Regions from separate parts of the Homo sapiens genome. Here region 2 is linked to region 1. A link is a loop called in an ENCODE intact Hi-C map of the cell type or tissue named here. Cell type or tissue: heart left ventricle. All regions are shown on one strand. Each heading gives the region's core, and the rest is flanking DNA. Links, peaks and the distances in the headings are about the cores only. Region 1 holds the start of LOC124901042 (a long non-coding RNA gene). Region 2 has its middle 65 kb from the start of CAMK4.

Region 1 (8,344 bases), core at 270-8,269:
GTCACTTTCCAATGGCCAGCCACTACGCTCCTCATCTTCAAGGCTCTCATCTCCTTGGCAAAACTTCTTGAACCACCATTGCACTGTACATTCATTAGCAGTTCTCAGACCAAATGCATTGTTGATGTTGTGAGTTGTCTTTATGACCCATTTCGAACTCAAATAAGAATATTGCTTGAATTTGCTTTTTGTCTAACATCATTTCCATAGTCTAAAATAAACATAAAATAAACAGCAAGTAATAAGTCACTAGCAAAAAACATAAAGCGAGAAATGTCCATTAAAATGATATATAATATAATCACATTTATTTAAGAATGCATTGCAATATCAAACAGCAAATTCCAACAATGCAAAAACCACAATGATGTTTGCACCAACCTAATAATTCAAAAGGACAAAACATTTTGAGACTAAGAGAATTCCTTGAAAAGTAATGTGAATTATATAAATCTTGCTCTTCCTTATATATAATTGCTTTAGAAAATATTTTCCTTGGCTTCCTTTTATCATCTGTGATGAAACCTCTTTTGAGTAATTAGAAAACATTACTGCTTGACAAATAAGCACAAATGCTGAGAAAATAGGTATTTTAAAGATAAATGTGAAGATTCAATTTTATCTAGAAATGCTACTACTTTAAAGATAGAAATTGATTTTAATTCTCCCAAAATCAGTGGCTAAGTGTGATAGATTCTTCCATTTTACTATTTCTTCCATCCATTCTGACATCTCCATTCATCTGCTGCTACCACAGCCTCATTTTTAAGCATTATATTACAATCCTAATGGTATGGAACAGATTTTGCTACTTCCAGTCCTTCTCAGCCCAAATCCGTCTTCTATAGTAGTTCCTGACTAATTTTCCTAAATCATTGTTTCCGTGAGGCCAATCCTCTCCCACAGACTAATGATCTACAGTGTAGTTTATTAAAAGCATTATGGAAACTTGCCTCAAGTTAGAAAGAGCTTAGATGTCCAACAATAGAGTATTGTTAATATAATTTGGGGTATCAATAAAGTAAAATTATATACAGTCGTTAAGAATATGTTATAGAAAAAATATTGATCTGAAGAAAATATTTGCAAATTATTGAATATAAACATGAAACAAGGCATGTAACAGTATATATAAATTCTAGAGAAGGAACTATATACTCTTTGATTCAAAACTTTTGTTTCTGAGACTTTTAAGAAAATAAAAAAGAAAGGGTAAAAAGAACCCAAGTTCATCTTCATCTAAGAATTGTTTTTAGTAGCATAAAAATTAGAAACTGCAAGTCCAAAAATACGTGATTAAATTTCCATTTCCAATCAAGAAGCCTGACAAAAGACATTCAAAGTATATTATCTGACCACAATAGAATTAAATTAGAAATCAGTAAAGTAATCTGGACAAAACTCAAATATTTAGAAAGAAAATTACACACTGCTAAATAACCCATGAGTCAAAAAAGAAATAAACAAAAAATTAAGATTTTTAAAAACTGAATGAAAATAAAAAAGACATATGAAAATCTATTGTTTACGACTAAGGCAGTAATCATAAGGAAATTTTTGCTCTAAATATCTAAATTAAAAAAGAAGAAGTCTCAAGTCAATGACATCAGCTTCCACCTTAAGAAAAAAGAATTTCAAGTTCCTTAAAAGATACAAACTATTCTACTAAGCTCATTCATGAAGAAATAGATAACCTGAAGAGCACTATATCAATGAATGAAATTAAATTTAGAGCTTTAAAACTTTCCACGAAAATTCCATTTTCAGATGTCTTCACTGGTGAATTCTATGAAACATTTAAGGACGAAATAATAGCCTTGCAACCCAAACTCTTCCAGAAAATTGAAGTCTTCCCAACTCATTCCACGAGGCCAGCATTATTACATTAAAGCCAGAAAAAGATATTATAAGAAAACTACAGAACGTTATTCCTCACGAACGGAGAGACAACAATTCTTACCAAATTATAACAAATAAAATAATAAACAATTTATTAAAAGGATAATACATCATGACCAAGTCGGGTTTATCTCAGGGATGCAAGGTTAATTTAACATTTGAAAAACAATCAATGTAATTCACCATGTTGACAGACTGGGGAAAAAAAAAAAAGAGATGACGAAAAAGCATTTGACAAATGCCCAAAATCTAATCCCAATAAAAACAGTCAGCAAAATAGGAATAAAAGGAACAACCCCAACCTGATCAAGGGCATCTACGAAACTGTACTGTTAGCGTCTTATTAATGATGAAAGATGAAATGTTTTCCCCTAATATGAGGAAACAGGCAAGGATGTCTACTCTCTCCCTTCTATTCAACATTGTCCTGGAGGCTTTAGCCAGTCCAGCCAGTCAAGAAAAAGAAATAAGAGATATCCAGATTGGACATAAGAAAATAAAATTTTCTTTATCCACAGATGAAACGATCATCTACCTAGAAAACCCTATGGAATTTATATATATGTATTACATCTAATAAGTGAGTTTAACAAAGTTGGGAGATGCAAGATCAATATAAAAAATCAAGTCTGTTTCTATATACTAGGTACATACATACATACATAATTAAAATTAACATAATACCATTTATACTGGCATAAAAACATGCCATTAAATATGCATATTAGGGATAAATATGAAAAAAATGAACATGGCCTGTATATTGCAAACTAGCAAACATAATGAGAGAAATTAAAGTCTAAGTAAATAGAGATAAATGGCATGTGTTTGGATAAACATGACTAAAATATCAATTCTCCCTATTTGATCTACAGATATAATGAAATCCCAATTAAAATCTCAGCAGGCTCATCTGTAGATGTTGACAGCTAACTCTAAAATTCATGTGGAAATGCAAAGGGCATAGAATAGCCAAAACAACTTTTAAAAAGAAGAACTAAGTTATCTAACTTTTACTTCCTGTCTTCACATCTTGGTATAAAGTTACATTGATCAAAATTATGATATTCAATCAAGATAGACAAATAGGTCAATGAAATAGCCCAGCAATAGACCTATACTTACATAATTAACTGATTTTCAACAAAGACATAAAGGCAATTTAAAAATATGAGATCGTATAAATTATTTTGTATAGGATGCAGGTATTAAATTTTGCTATAAAAATGCACATGTCAACATATCGAGATTTTCCTGATATATTAAGAGAAGAGTATAGGGTCTTAAACAGTAGGTAAATTATTATTCTATTTTTTAACGGGATCTATATTTTTTCAAAAGGATGCATATATACACATACACATATACAATAAAAATAATAGTAAGAGCCTAGAATTTTTATAATTTTAGTTTTGCTTTTAGTGTTTTTGCTTCTATTTTGTTATTTATTTATAATAGACATGTACTATAATAAATGACAAAACCGAAACATTAAAATACTCTATAATTATTATATAAAATACAGTAAATATTGTTTTGGGGGAAAATTTATGTGTGTGGTATGAAGACTGAAAGATATATTCCAAATATTAACAAAGAGAGAGTTACAGATAGTCTTTTAGCTTTGTGTCTTCCTTGGTTTCCAAATATTTCACAGTGGGCACACTTGCTTTGAAAAATTATAAAGGCTATAAATATCATTTTTAAACTCTCAATAGTTCCATATAACCGTTGAGCTAAAGATCTAACTTCTTCATCTGACATGAAGATCGTACATGAACAACATGGCCCAATCTGACCTTCCTGCCTTTCCTCTGTCCCCACGCGAGTGCCCCCATTCTCCGCCTCATCACATCCTTCTGCTGACTCACCCACACTTCCTCTCCTCACTCCATTGCATTGCTGCCTCCACCCATCCTGCCGTCCGCTCGTACTTGGGCTGTGCTTCCCCCTCTGTGTCTGCCCACGTCACACCAACCTTTGAAGTCAAGTTCCTGCTGTCTGAAATTCTTCTGAGAAATGCCTTTATCAAGTTCCATCTCTAAATTCCTAGGGTTCTTCTGTCTCTCCCACGTGTTTGAAACCTAACCATATATGAGTTAAAGTATAAGCAAGTTTGAGATTGCAGGAGAGCCTATTTGATTCCACTGCCGTAATTGTACTTGATGTACATATTTACCCTATGCTAAAGAGGCTTAAGATTCTAGAACTGGATTGTTGGATCTTAAATCTTGGCTTTATAGAAAAGAACAAGATCATGTCTTTGCGGGAACATGGGTGGAGCTGGAGACCATTATCTTTAGCAAACTAATGCAGGAACAGAAAACCAAATACCACACGTTCTTACTTATAAGCTAAATGATACAAACCCATGGATACAAAAAGAAAGGAACAACAGACACTGGGGCCTACTTGAGGGTGAAGGTTGGGAGGAGGGAGAGGAACAGAAAAAATAACTATTGGATACCGGGCATAGTACCTGGCTGATGAAATAATCTGTACAACAAACCCCTGTGACCCGAGTTTACCTATGTAACAGACTTGCACATGTACCCCCGAACCTAAAATAAAAGTTAATCAAACAGGAAAAAAAAATCTTTTTCTTTTTTTTTTTTTTTTGAAAAGGAGTCTTGCTCTGTCGCCCAGGCTGGAGTGCAGTGGCGCGATCTTGGCTCACTGAAAGCTCCGCCTCCCGGGTTCACGCCATTCTCCTGCCTCAGCCTCCCGAGTAGCTGGGACTACAGGCGCCCACCACCACGCCCGGCTAATTTTTTATATTTTTAGTAGAGACGGGGTTTCACCGTGGTCTCGATCTCCTGACCTCGTGATCCGCCTGCCTCGGCCTCCTAAAGTACTGGGATTACAGGCGTGAGCCACCATGCCCGGCCGAAAAAGAATATCTTGATCTTACTAGTTAATAGCTGTTGGTCTTGGGACAAAGTGTTTCACTTCTGTCTTAGATTTCTCTTTTAAGAATTGAGCATAAGAGAATTTATATCATAGAGTTGTTGCAGAGATTAAATAAATACTACCAAAAAGCATTCAGAATATTACCTGGTACATACTAGGCACTCAAATGATGTTAGCTATGCTAATATACCTATTGTTATCATTATCATCATACCTTAAGAACCAAGACTCAGTCATGTGTACATTTGGAGAACCCAGAAGTTTAGAGGCTCTTTAGGAAGCATTCTGAAATTTGGCTTCCTCATGTTTCATCCCCTTAGTTAATCTAAGCTTCCATACGTTATCTCTCTTAAAGAAGTATTTAGATGGCAAATAAAGTATTTAAATAGCAAAATTAATTTAGAGCTAATGTTTTGAGTGAAAATTGAATTTCCAATTGCAAAGCCCAATTTCGGCCACTAGGTGGCTATAAAACACTAGCGCGCTCTCTCTCTCTCTCTCCCTCTCTCTCTCTCTCTCTCTCTCTCTCTCTCTCTCTCTCTCTCTCTCTTTCTATATATATATATATATATATATATATTTTTTTTTTTTTTTTTTTTTTTTTTTTTATGGAGATGGAGTCTTACTCTGTTGCCCAGGCTGGAGTGCAACGGTGCGAGGCTCACTGCAACCTCCGCCTCCCGGGTCCAAGCAGTTCTCCTGTCTCAGCCTTCCGAGTAGCTGGGATTACAGGCACGTGCCACCACACCTGGCAAATTTTTGTATTTTTGGTAGAAACAGGGTTTCACCATATTGGCCAGGCTGGTCTTGAACTCCTGACCTCAGGTGATCTGCCCACCTCGGCCATCTAAAGTGTTGGGATTACAGGCGTAAGCCATTGCGCCCGGCCAACACTAGCTATAATTTTTTAATCACCAAGAAATTTTTGTATTTTAAACAAACGTTCAGTATTGCTTAAGTCATATTTTCTCCTTCAGCAAATAGAAAGACAGGAGAGAAAGCGAACTAGGAGTCACAACTCTTCCTCTTAGAGCCCAAGGGGCTTGTCAGAAGAGGTAGGCAGTGTTTCTGAGGACCTCCATAGCCTGCCTGCACACCCAGACAACAAGAAACCTGGCAAAGGTAGTGTTGTGTAAGAGGTACTGCTTACCTGACATGTGCACTCTGGATACGGCGAATATTGGTCTTTCCACCCCAATGCTACCTAACAATAGATAACTCCAGCCTCCCTCTGGCTAACTGTTCTGTTGGTGGTGGACAGTGAATGCTATAGACTAACACAATTGGGACACAGGCTGAAGCAGGAAGATGAAGGCAGAAGAAAGGCTGGTTGCTGGGGAGGTTGTCAGAGACTCATCCAGCAGCCTGTGCAAGTTTAAGAGAAGGCCTAAGTGCCTATGGGGTCAGTGCTCTAATTTACGAATACAAAATATTTTTAGTCTCTGTATCTGCAGGTCCTAAACGTTTGGGTTTGAATTATAGGGTTGGTGACTGTATTTAAAGTTTTCTGATATATTCTCCTGGAGATGGCTGTCACCAGTCATTTCGTGCTCAGGAATAACTCTGTTTGCATGTGCAGGAAGAATGTCTCTGTAGCTCTTGCTGCTGCCTCTGCCTGGCACAGCTGTAGAGATGGAGAGAGAATCACATTCCATCTCCCTTTTGTTAGAGGAGAGAAGAGAAAGTAACTTCCAGATAGAGACCAAGTCTCCAACTGGTCTAAACGTGGACTCTATTCTTCTTCCTATAATACTACAAAGTGTTCTCTATAAATGAAACTTCTCAGAGGCTTTTTAAAAAATGTGGTAAACTATATAAAACATAAAATTCACCGTTTTAACTATTTTTAAGTGTACAACTTAGTGGTATTTAGTACAAAGTTGTGCAACCATCACCACTATCCATTTTCAGGACTTTTTCATCATCCCAAATAGAAACTCTGTGTGCTAGTTATTAAACAATAGTTCCCCATTCCTCCTTTCCTGAGGGAGGGTTATTTTTAAGCTGTTTTGGTGCCCATAAAGTCGGTGGCTATGTTCACACCTCTTTTTAAGCACTTTAACATTTCATTTATTTAAAGAATATTTACTAGGCAACTCTACTGAATGAAATATTAGGAATAGATTATCCAATAAATACCAATTCTTTTCGCAAAGGAGCTTGCAATGAATTGAGAAAGAGACATAAATAAATGATGTCAGTGCAGTGTGGTGAATGCTATGATAGAGAAAGGCAAAAAGAAAACTGGCAAGAGATCTAGCTTTTGTAGAACACAAACTGTCAGACTGCACCAAGTACTCACCCACTTTGTTTCTCTTCACAACAGTCCTGTGAAGTGGCTACCATTATCACATTTTACAGGTAAAAAATCTGAAACCTCAAATGATCATGCAAGTTGCCCATGGATACTCAGGGTATAGTTTAGAGAGGTCAAGCACTAAACAAATAAGGAGTTATGGGTTCTTAGCCAGGCATGGTGGCACATGCCTGAGGTGGGAGGATCTTTTGAGCACAGGACCTGGAAGCTACAGGGAGCTATGATCGTGCCACTGTACTCTAACCTGGGTGACAGAGCAAGATCTTGTCTCAGGAAAAAAGTTATGGATTCTAATCCATCTAATCCAGACTGTATAATTGACAAACTTCGTGCATTTAGGTTTTTTCCTACAGTTCTGTGGGCCTAATTTCCCTCTATAGAATGGCAGAGCTATACTACTACAAGACGCCTTAGGATTTTTTTCTTCAAGAAGATGGGAAGGAGTGAGTGGACATTGAAGAGTTCTCATCACAGATCTAAAGAAGAAACAAACTGAAGAAAATTCTGCACCTTTAGACTCAGTGTCAGGAGTACCCCAGAACAGAGATCCCATTATGCTGAGTGGAGTGGGGCTTTGGGATCACAGATATGAGACCTCTAAATAAATCTCAGGCATTAAGAACTGCTTTGGAGACAGGCTGGACTTGGTCTGATAAGTTAATATCTTCCACAAAATTTATGTTTTCTGCCTAAATTTTTCGTTATTCTTATTCCCTATTAAGACAGTTAACCAGCTCTACTTTCTAACCCCAGGGAAGGACTGTAGCAGGGTGATTTGTACTCAGAGCTACTTGCCTCACAGACTGTATGCAGGGAACAGAGGGAAATGCAGTACAACAAGAGTGAGAATGTAGATCTTAAATAAGAGTCTTCCAGACTGGGAGGGAGAGAGTAGAAGGCAATGGATGGGATTCTCAGAAGCAGGATCTGAATCCTGGTACTGCCAATGAAGTAGAGGTGAAAAATCTTCAGATACAAATGCACACAAGGCTGCTGTAGGCAGGCAGGATGGTAGCCTCACAGATGTAGCAAATATGTCTAGATCTAGATCTCCACAAATACATAGTAAAATATGATGTTTCCAGGTCTTCACCAATGCTGTGCTTTCTGCTTGGAAAGGTCCCCTCTGTTTGTCTATTTGTTGACTCTCTATTGTCAAAGCAAAATTGTACCACACAAAGTGAAACAGGCAAGGAAGACTTTCTTCAAGGCTACTGC
Region 2 (8,344 bases), core at 307-8,306, 370 kb before region 1:
AATTAGCAATTCTACACTAATAGATTAATTCCCTGGTGAATTTGTTTCAGACCAACTGACAATTATCTGTAAACACAACTAATTTTTTTTTTTTTTTGATGGAGTTTCACTCCTGTTGCCCAGGCTGGAGTGCAATGGCACGATCTCGGCTCATCGCAAACTCCACCTCCCGGATTCAAGCAATTCTCCTGCCTCAGCCTCCCGAGTAGCTAGGATTACACGTATGCACCACCACGCCCGGCTAATTTTGTACTTTTAACAGAGATGGGATTTCTCCGTGTTGGTTAGGCTGGTCTCAAACTGCCGACCTCAGGTGATCCGCCCACCTCGGCCTCCCACAGTGCTGGGATTATAAGTGTGAGCCACCGCGCCCAGCAACACAACTAAATTTAAACATCAGTACTTTATCTTATTTTATACCTGTACTTTAAGTAAGGTTTTAATTTGAAATATCATTATTTCCTTATCTGAAGGAATAAAGGAAACAGGAACCCAGTGGAAGGATAGTTTGGGAAGAACTCTTCGTGATGGCAGCTCAATCAATTTGGCTCCAGTATAGTTGTGATTCGCTTGAGATTTAAAAAGTAAGCTGGGGCCCAGGCGCGGTGGCTCATACCTGTAATCCCAGCACTTTGAGACGCCAAAGCAGGCGGACCGCTTCAGGTCAGGAGTTCAAGACCAGGCTGGCCAATATGGTGAAACCATGTCTATTAAAAATACCAAAAGTGTCCAGGCATGGTGGCAGGCACTTGTAGTCCCAGCTACTCAGGAGGCTGAGGCAGGAGAATCTCTTGAACCTGAGAGGCGGAGGTTGAAGTGAGCCGAGTTGGCACCAGTGCACTCCAGTGTGGGCGATAGTGTGAGACCCTGTCTCAAAAAAAAAAAAAAAAAAAAAGTAAGCTGGGACCTGATAAGCTAGAGCTCCAATTTTGATTATTTGGGAAATTTTTATTCTTCCCCCCATTTTGCATGACCTGTTATGCAGCTGCTAATTAATTCCACCCACATCCTCTTTCTTTTTTCTTATGAACCATCTTCTGGGAATTCTGATCCTTGGTCTTCTATTAAGTTGCTTTTGGTTCTTACTAATATTTCTAGATTGAGGGGCTAGAATGTTATACCTGTCTCCACCACCCATCTTCAGCTTTTTTGTCACTTTTCGGTCAGCTTTTTAGAGAGCAGGGTTTCCAATACCTGTCCTCTTCCTTGCTGCCAAGCTCAAGATAATAGATGTTACTTTCTGATGGATCCTTTCCTTTGTCTCAGTATAGAAGTTCTCATAGGTCGATCTGCTAAATGCAGCCTAGGAGCTGAGGCCAATATCTGAGTTTCCTCAGTACACAAGTCTGAGATAAGTCCTAGCAACCTCAAGCTCAGAACTATGGCGGCAGCAGCTCCCTCTCCATGTCAAAGCCTTCCTGCCTTTCCAGGGAGAGGCATGGACCAAAGCCCATGGGCACTGAGGAGTGAACTGCTGCCCACCCTGGTGTGTGCAACCCTACCTCCTCCTTCTGCCTCTACTGACCTGATATTTCTTTAGAAATACAGTTCTTTCTGAAATTTTGTAGCCTTTCAGTCTATTCAATGCCACATGTGAGAAACCATAGCCAAAGATAGTATGGACTCATAATATTAATGTCTGAGAAATATTGTTTCCTGGTCACAGGTCTTCATTTTTCACACATAGTCTTTCCTTTTACCTTCTGTCATCAGCAATGTGAAATCACACATTTGGAGGAAAAGCAACACCCTTTAATCTCTATTTACCAGCAGGTGTGCCTCTTTTGTCCAGCAGAGACCTGGAAGAGAGAGCTGGGAACCCAATACCAGCCCCTGCTAGGGCTGCTGCTTCAGCTCTGACGTGAAAGGCTTCAGTTTAAGGTAGGAAAGCAATGTGTTTTCTTCACAAAGCTGGTAGACTCTTATCATATAGGCTTCTCAGACATCTTAGATTGCAGGCCACAGGCCCACACCTGCTCTCTTAGCTGTCAGAATGACTAGCTTTAGTATGAATTCATTTCTTTCAAGTAGGACTTTGCAAAACTCAGCAATAAGAAACACGCACATTTTAAATTTTTCTATTACTTCCCTTGATGCTGCAGCTACAATAAGCACAAAAATATAAATATTTAATAACCACATTAAAAAGGTCATCAACTTCGCAGCTTGTAATGGGTGAGACCTGTCTACTTCTCTACCTTGTATTCCTGGAGATTTCACATTTTTATTCCTTTTACTTGCAATATCCCACTTTCAGGTACCCCATTTTGCATCAGAGGAGAGGGTGCAGGCAAGCAGTAGAAAACCCACTACAGTGGCTTAACCAGATGAGGTTTTTTTTAGTCTGTGTAGGCTGCTGTAACTAAATACTCTAGACTGGGTGACTTACACAACAGAAATTTATTTCCCACCGTTCTGGAGGCTAGGGAGTCTAAGATTAAGGCGCTGCTCTTTTCAGTTCCTCAGATCTCTTTTTCTTCTTCTAAGACCACCAGTCTGATCAGATTAGGTCCCACCCCTATGACCCATTTAACCTTAAATACTTCCAAAAGGACCTATCTTCAGTCACATGAGGGGTTAAGACTCCACATAAATTTTGTGGGGACAAAATTCAGTCTATAATGGCTTTCTTTAGGCAGACAGAGAGTCCAGAGCTAGGGTAGTAAGTCCATGAAGCCATTGCTGTTCCAGGCTCCATCTGCCTCCCTACCTTCCTGTCTTTAGCATGTAGCTTCTGTTCTAATGGCCACAGGATGCCTATTTTACATTTGCCCACGTTACTGGTAGAAAGTATGAAGAAGAATTGCATGTTTATCAGGAAGCAAAACTTTTCCCCAGAAATTCCCAGCAGACTGTTGTTATCGACATTCCATTGATGAGAACTGTTTCATGCAGAGGCCCGTAACTGAAGGGCATGGGGTGCTAGTTGAGTTTTGTAGCTTGGGACAATTTTTCTTGGAACAAAATTTGAATGCTGTTAGTAAAGGGGAAGAGGCTAATAGATATTGGGAAGATAAATCTCAGGGTTTGTTATAGGGTTCCTCCAGATAGGCTGATTATAACACTCACAAGCATTATTCAGTACAATTAAAATAAATCAGGAGCGGGGAAGGCTCCTAATATTCTGGATTTATAAGTCTTTGAAATTTTAGTTTAATCCACAGAATTCTTTTAAAGTTTCCTCCAAAACATTTTTTTTCTGTATTTCTATTCTCCACAAATATTTTTTTCTGCATCAGAACACAATTTGATTGAACACTAACTCTGATATTCAGAGACAGCATCAGATTTTGGTCACTAGTACTAGTCTTTATGTAAGAACCAAGATTCCTTGGAGGATAGCGGAATCCACGTATTGGACCCAGAAAAATTATGTTTCGCTGAAGTGAATGATAAACCGCTTCTGGGCAGAAGCACTCTTACTCTCTCGGAGTCCTCAGCATCTCAGGAATGAGCTGCAATACCACATTGTGCCAGTAGATGACGACACCATCTAACATGTGAGGACTCCTTACCCGAAATCCCTTAAATTTCAAGCATCGAATTAGAAATTATTTTCTGTTATCAAGTATGTTAGTTTGACTTCCTACCAGTTGATTTTAGAAATGAGAAACATATATTGAAATAGTAACATTAAATATCAGAATTTGGTGTGTATTTGTCTTTCAATTAGTGGTAATTTCTGCAAAATGAAAATCATCTTCAAGGCAATGCAAATGATTTATTATAGGCGAGCACAAGTTTCCAGGTGAACCAACTGTTTTGTGAAGGAGCCAGAGGAAAACTGATTAGATGAGTTTAACTGTTGTGGCCACAAAGTCTTATGGCAGCCACTGGTTTTCAATCTTGACTGAATATTGAAATATATTTGTACTAACTGCCCAGATTATATTGAAATAATGTAGGCAGTTAAAAAAATACCTGTCTGGTTCTTAACTCAAAAAACGCTCATTTAATTGGTCTACAGTACGGTCTGAGAGTCAAGCCTTTTAAACGCTTCCCAGGTGATTCTATTTTGCAGCCCATATTGAGAACACCTGCCCTTGGCTTAAGGCTCCCATCACCCCATGTTGCAATTAGTTGCTTAAACGGGCCGATCTCACCCAAATACAGAGTTGGTGATTATCTACCAGGTGTAATCTGTGAAACTAGGAAGGCCCCTGCTCCTCCTTAGGAAAAAAACCATGGTGTCTGCACATCTACCATCATGAATGCATTTCTTCGTTGCACAGATAGATGGTAAAACAAACCAATCACAAACTAACAGAAAAATTCAGGAGAATCACACTCTGAGCTTTATTCAACATTGCTATTAATTTGTTTTAATTGTGTTTCAATGAATGTTCTTTGTGTGAAAGGGACATAAGGGAAGAGAGTTTTGGAGTTTGACCATGTCGAGGAAGAAGTGAGCAAATGCTAAAGATTTGGGCATGGCTCGAAGAGGATAGGCTCAGTAGGACCCAAAGATCAAGTTGTGGGGCCACTGGGGAGCTCAACAGACAGAATACGTTACAGAACACAGGGAGACAATATAATCACTTCTTTAGTTAATCCTCAAAACAGCCCTACAAGAGAATACTAGCATTCTTTCTTTCTTTTTTTTTTTAATTTTACTTTAAGTTCTGGGATACATGTGCAGAATGTGCAGGTTTGTTACACAGGTATACATTTGCTGCACCTATCAACCCATCATCTAGGTTTTAAGCCCCGCATGCATCAGATATTTGTCTTAATGCTCTCTCTCCCCTTGCCCCCCACTCCTCGACAGGCCCCGGTGTGTGGTGTGTGATGTTCTCCTCCCTGTGTCCATGTGTTCTCATTGTTCAGCTCCCAATGAGTGAGAACATGTGGTGTTTGGTTTTCTGTTCCTGTGTTGGTTTGCTGAGAATGATGGCTCCCAGCTTCATCCATGTCCCTGCAAAGGACGTTAACTCATTCTTTTTATGGCTGCATGGAATACATATAGTATTCCATGGTGTATATGTGAAATACTGGCATTATGTCTACATCACATATAAGGCAACCCAAAAAACAAGAGTGTGTTTCAATAACTTGGCCAAGGTCACTGTACTAGTCCATTTTTATGCTGCTATAAAGAACTGCCTGAGACTGGGTAAATCATAAACGAAAGAGGTTTAATTGACTCACAGCTCCAAAGAGCTGTAGAGGCCTCAGAAAATTTACATCAGGGCAGAAGGAAAAAGCAAACACGTCCTTATTCACATGGTGGCAGTAAAGAGAAGAATGAGAACTGAGTGAAGGGGGAAGACCCTTATATATCCATCAGATCTTATGGGAACTTACTATCACAAGAACGGCATGGGGGAAACCGCCTCCGTGATTCAATTACCTTCCACTTGGTCCCTCACATCGCACGTGGGGATTACAGAAACTATAAAATGAGATTTGGCTGGGGACGCAGACAATCCATATCAATCGCTTAACTGGTAAGTGGCAGAGCTGCACCATTTGGGGTTCCAACCAATGCATTTCACCCTTCTCATTCATGTTTGCTGCCCTTATGAACTGAATGCCTCCAAGTCCGTTAGCTATATTTCCTTATTTATTATTTGGAAATGTTAATGCCCCTACATCTTAGAGTTGTACTGAGAAATACAAGGTACAACATATTTAAAAGTGCTCAGAGCACAGCACGAAGGTCACACTGTTTAGATCCCAGTGCGGTGCGTCCTGTTATTATCTTTCTGACACTTAGACATTACTGCCTCTCTAGACTCATTGCTATGATCTGAATATTTTGTCTTCCCAAAATACATATGTGAAATCTTTATTTTATTTTATTTTATTTTATTTTACCTTTTCTATGTTTAGATATTTAAAAAAAATTTTCCATAAGACATTGGGGTACAGATGGTATTTGGTTACAGGAGTAAGTTCTTTAGTGGTGATTTGTGAGATTTTGGTGCACCCATCACACAAGCAGTACACACTGCACTTTATTTGTAGTCTTGTATGCTTCGTCCCTCTCCCACTCTTCCTCCCAAGTTTCCAATGTCCATTGTATCATTCTTATGACTTTGCATCCTCATAGCTTGACTCCCACATATCAGTGAGAACATGCGATGTTTGGTTTTCCATTCCTGTGTTACTTCACTTAGAATACATATGTTGATATCTTAATCCTCAAAGTTATGGTATTAGGAGCTGGAGCCTTTGGGAGATGACTAGGTCCTTAGTGCAGAGCACCCTCATCAATGGAATTAGTGCCTTTATAAAAGAGGCCCCAGAAAAGCAAAATGGGTAACTGAGATGATGAATATGTTGATACATTCATCTGTTCCCTGTAGTAACCATCTTACTATATATGTATCCTACAACATCATGTTGTATGACTTAAATGTGCACAATAAAATTGTTTTTTTAAAAAAGAAATAGTTCCATTCAAATAAATAATTTGTATTAAGTAAATATAAAAGGCCTCAGAGAGCTGCTTTGTTCCTTTCGCCATTTGAGGACATAGCTAGAAGGTGCTGTCTATGAATTAGAAAGCCCTTACCAGACACTGAATCTGTTGACACCTTGATCTTAGACTTCCCAGCTTCTAAAACCATGAGAAACTAATTTCTATTGTTTATAAGCCACCCAGTTTATTTTGTTATAGCAGCCTGCACATACTAAGACACCCAGAAAACCTCCAAAAATTTTAAACCACTTAAATAATATGATTATTTAAACAAAGAAAAGCATGAGCAAAAAGTCTGAAAATTTTATTCATTCACTTATTAGGCAAACATTTAATAAAAATCTGATATATACTAGCTATTGCAGTAAGGATACAGAGTTAAAAGAGTCATAGATTCCACCTGATATGGTTCAGCTGTGTCCCCACCCGAATCTCATCTTGAATTGCAATTCTCATAGTCCCCATGTGTCAGGGGAGGAACCCAGTGGAAGGTAATTGAATCATGGAAGTGCTTACCCCCATACTTCTGTTTTCATGATAGTGAATGAGTTCTCACAAGATCTGAATGGTTTTAAAGGGACTTTACCCCGCTTTACTTGGCTCTTCCTCCTGCTGCCATGTGAATAAGGACAAGTTTGCTTCCCCTTCTGCCATGATTGTAAGTTTCCTGAGGCCTTCCCAGCCATGTGGAACTGTAAGTCAATTAAACCTCTCTCCTTTATAAATTACCCAGTATTGGGTAGTTCTTTACAGCAGTGTGAGAAGAGATTAATACACTACCTACAAGGAGCTTATAGTAATAGCTCAGGCAAATGAATACATTGTAATTTCAGAATGGTGGTATAAAATAACATATTTTCTAATACATCTGATATACTACTGTGTTAATCAGCATTCTCTAGAGGTACAGAATTAATAGGAGATATATATATATATAATAGGATATATATATAATAGAATATATATATATATGTGCGTTTATTAAGGAGTATTAACTCACATGATCACAACTCAAGTCCCACGATAGGCCATCTACAAGCTAAGGAGCAAGTAAGCCAGTCTGAGTCCCAAAGCTGAAGAACTTGGAGTCTGATGTTTGAGGGCAGAAAGCATCCAGCATGAGGGAAAGATGTAGGCTCAGAGGCTAAGCCAGTCTAATCTCTCCATGTTCTTCTGCCTGCTTTTATTCTGGCCACACTGGCAGCTGGTTAGATGGTGCCCACACAGATTGAGGGTGTGTCTGCCTCTCCCGTCCACTGACTCAAATGTTAATCTCCTTTGGCAACACCCTCACAGACACACCAGGAACAATACTTCGCATTCTTAAATCCAATCAAGTTGACATTCAATATTAACCATCACAACTATTCAGAGTAACTCATAATAACTAAGGTTTATTGAGTACTTACTATGTGCCAGACATTGTGCTCCATGCTTTATGGTTTCAAATTAATCCTCAGAAGTTCCTTATGAAGTAGGTGTCCACAATATTTCCACACAGAAATGAGAAAACGAAAGCACAGAAAGGTAAAATAACTTGTTGAAGTTCTTACAGCTAGGAAAGGGTAAAAACACATCTGGATCTAGACAATCTGACTCCAGAACCTGGAAAGAAGCATCTAAGTGATCCTGGGAGGATCCATGTGAGATGCTAGGAGGCCATGAGCTTTGAATATATGCATATTTTCATTTTTAAAGCGCTCAAACAAGTTTGTGTATTGAAATCCTGTGATATAAGTGTTTGCTATCTTCATTTTAGTATTTGTTGAAGCATTTGTTATCTTAATTTTGCATTGATTCTTCCACATCCACATCTGAGAAATGATAAAAAGGAGCTGTGGTGTGGGAAGCCCCTAGAGCTACAATATAAGCACTAAAAGAATCATAAAGGTCAAGGTCATAAATGGAATGTTTATGACT

Evidence for each region. A loop is a pair of places that touch in the nucleus more often than their neighbours do. Peaks named below come from ENCODE experiments on the same cell type or tissue, not always from the same donor. Only the 100,000 strongest peaks of a DNase experiment are listed, where the experiment ranks them.
Region 2: a loop joins it to region 1, with 3 times the contacts of the local background. A loop is called at or near these places in 7 of 110 quality-filtered maps.

What each region holds. Positions count from the first base shown.
Region 1 is chr5:111,526,644-111,534,987 of GRCh38, forward strand. The region is part of intron 1 of STARD4-AS1 (STARD4 antisense RNA 1); the gene reads left to right. It overlaps LOC124901042 (a long non-coding RNA gene), which reads left to right and starts at 6,666. Exons shown (of 2, transcript XR_007058899.1): 1 at 6,666-8,344. RefSeq lists enhancers at 3,401-4,600, 3,849-3,898. In heart left ventricle, for the core only: CTCF peaks have their summits at 5,255 (motif pointing right) and 5,458; a DNase peak (open chromatin) is centred at 3,818; H3K27ac peaks cover 968 bases.
Region 2 is chr5:111,154,830-111,163,173 of GRCh38, forward strand. It overlaps the pseudogene PNRC2P2. Among named protein-coding and RNA genes, the nearest start is that of CAMK4, 65 kb to the right of the region's middle. RefSeq lists an enhancer at 3,381-3,550. In heart left ventricle, for the core only: a CTCF peak has its summit at 3,472 (motif pointing right); no DNase peak of the experiment used is centred there.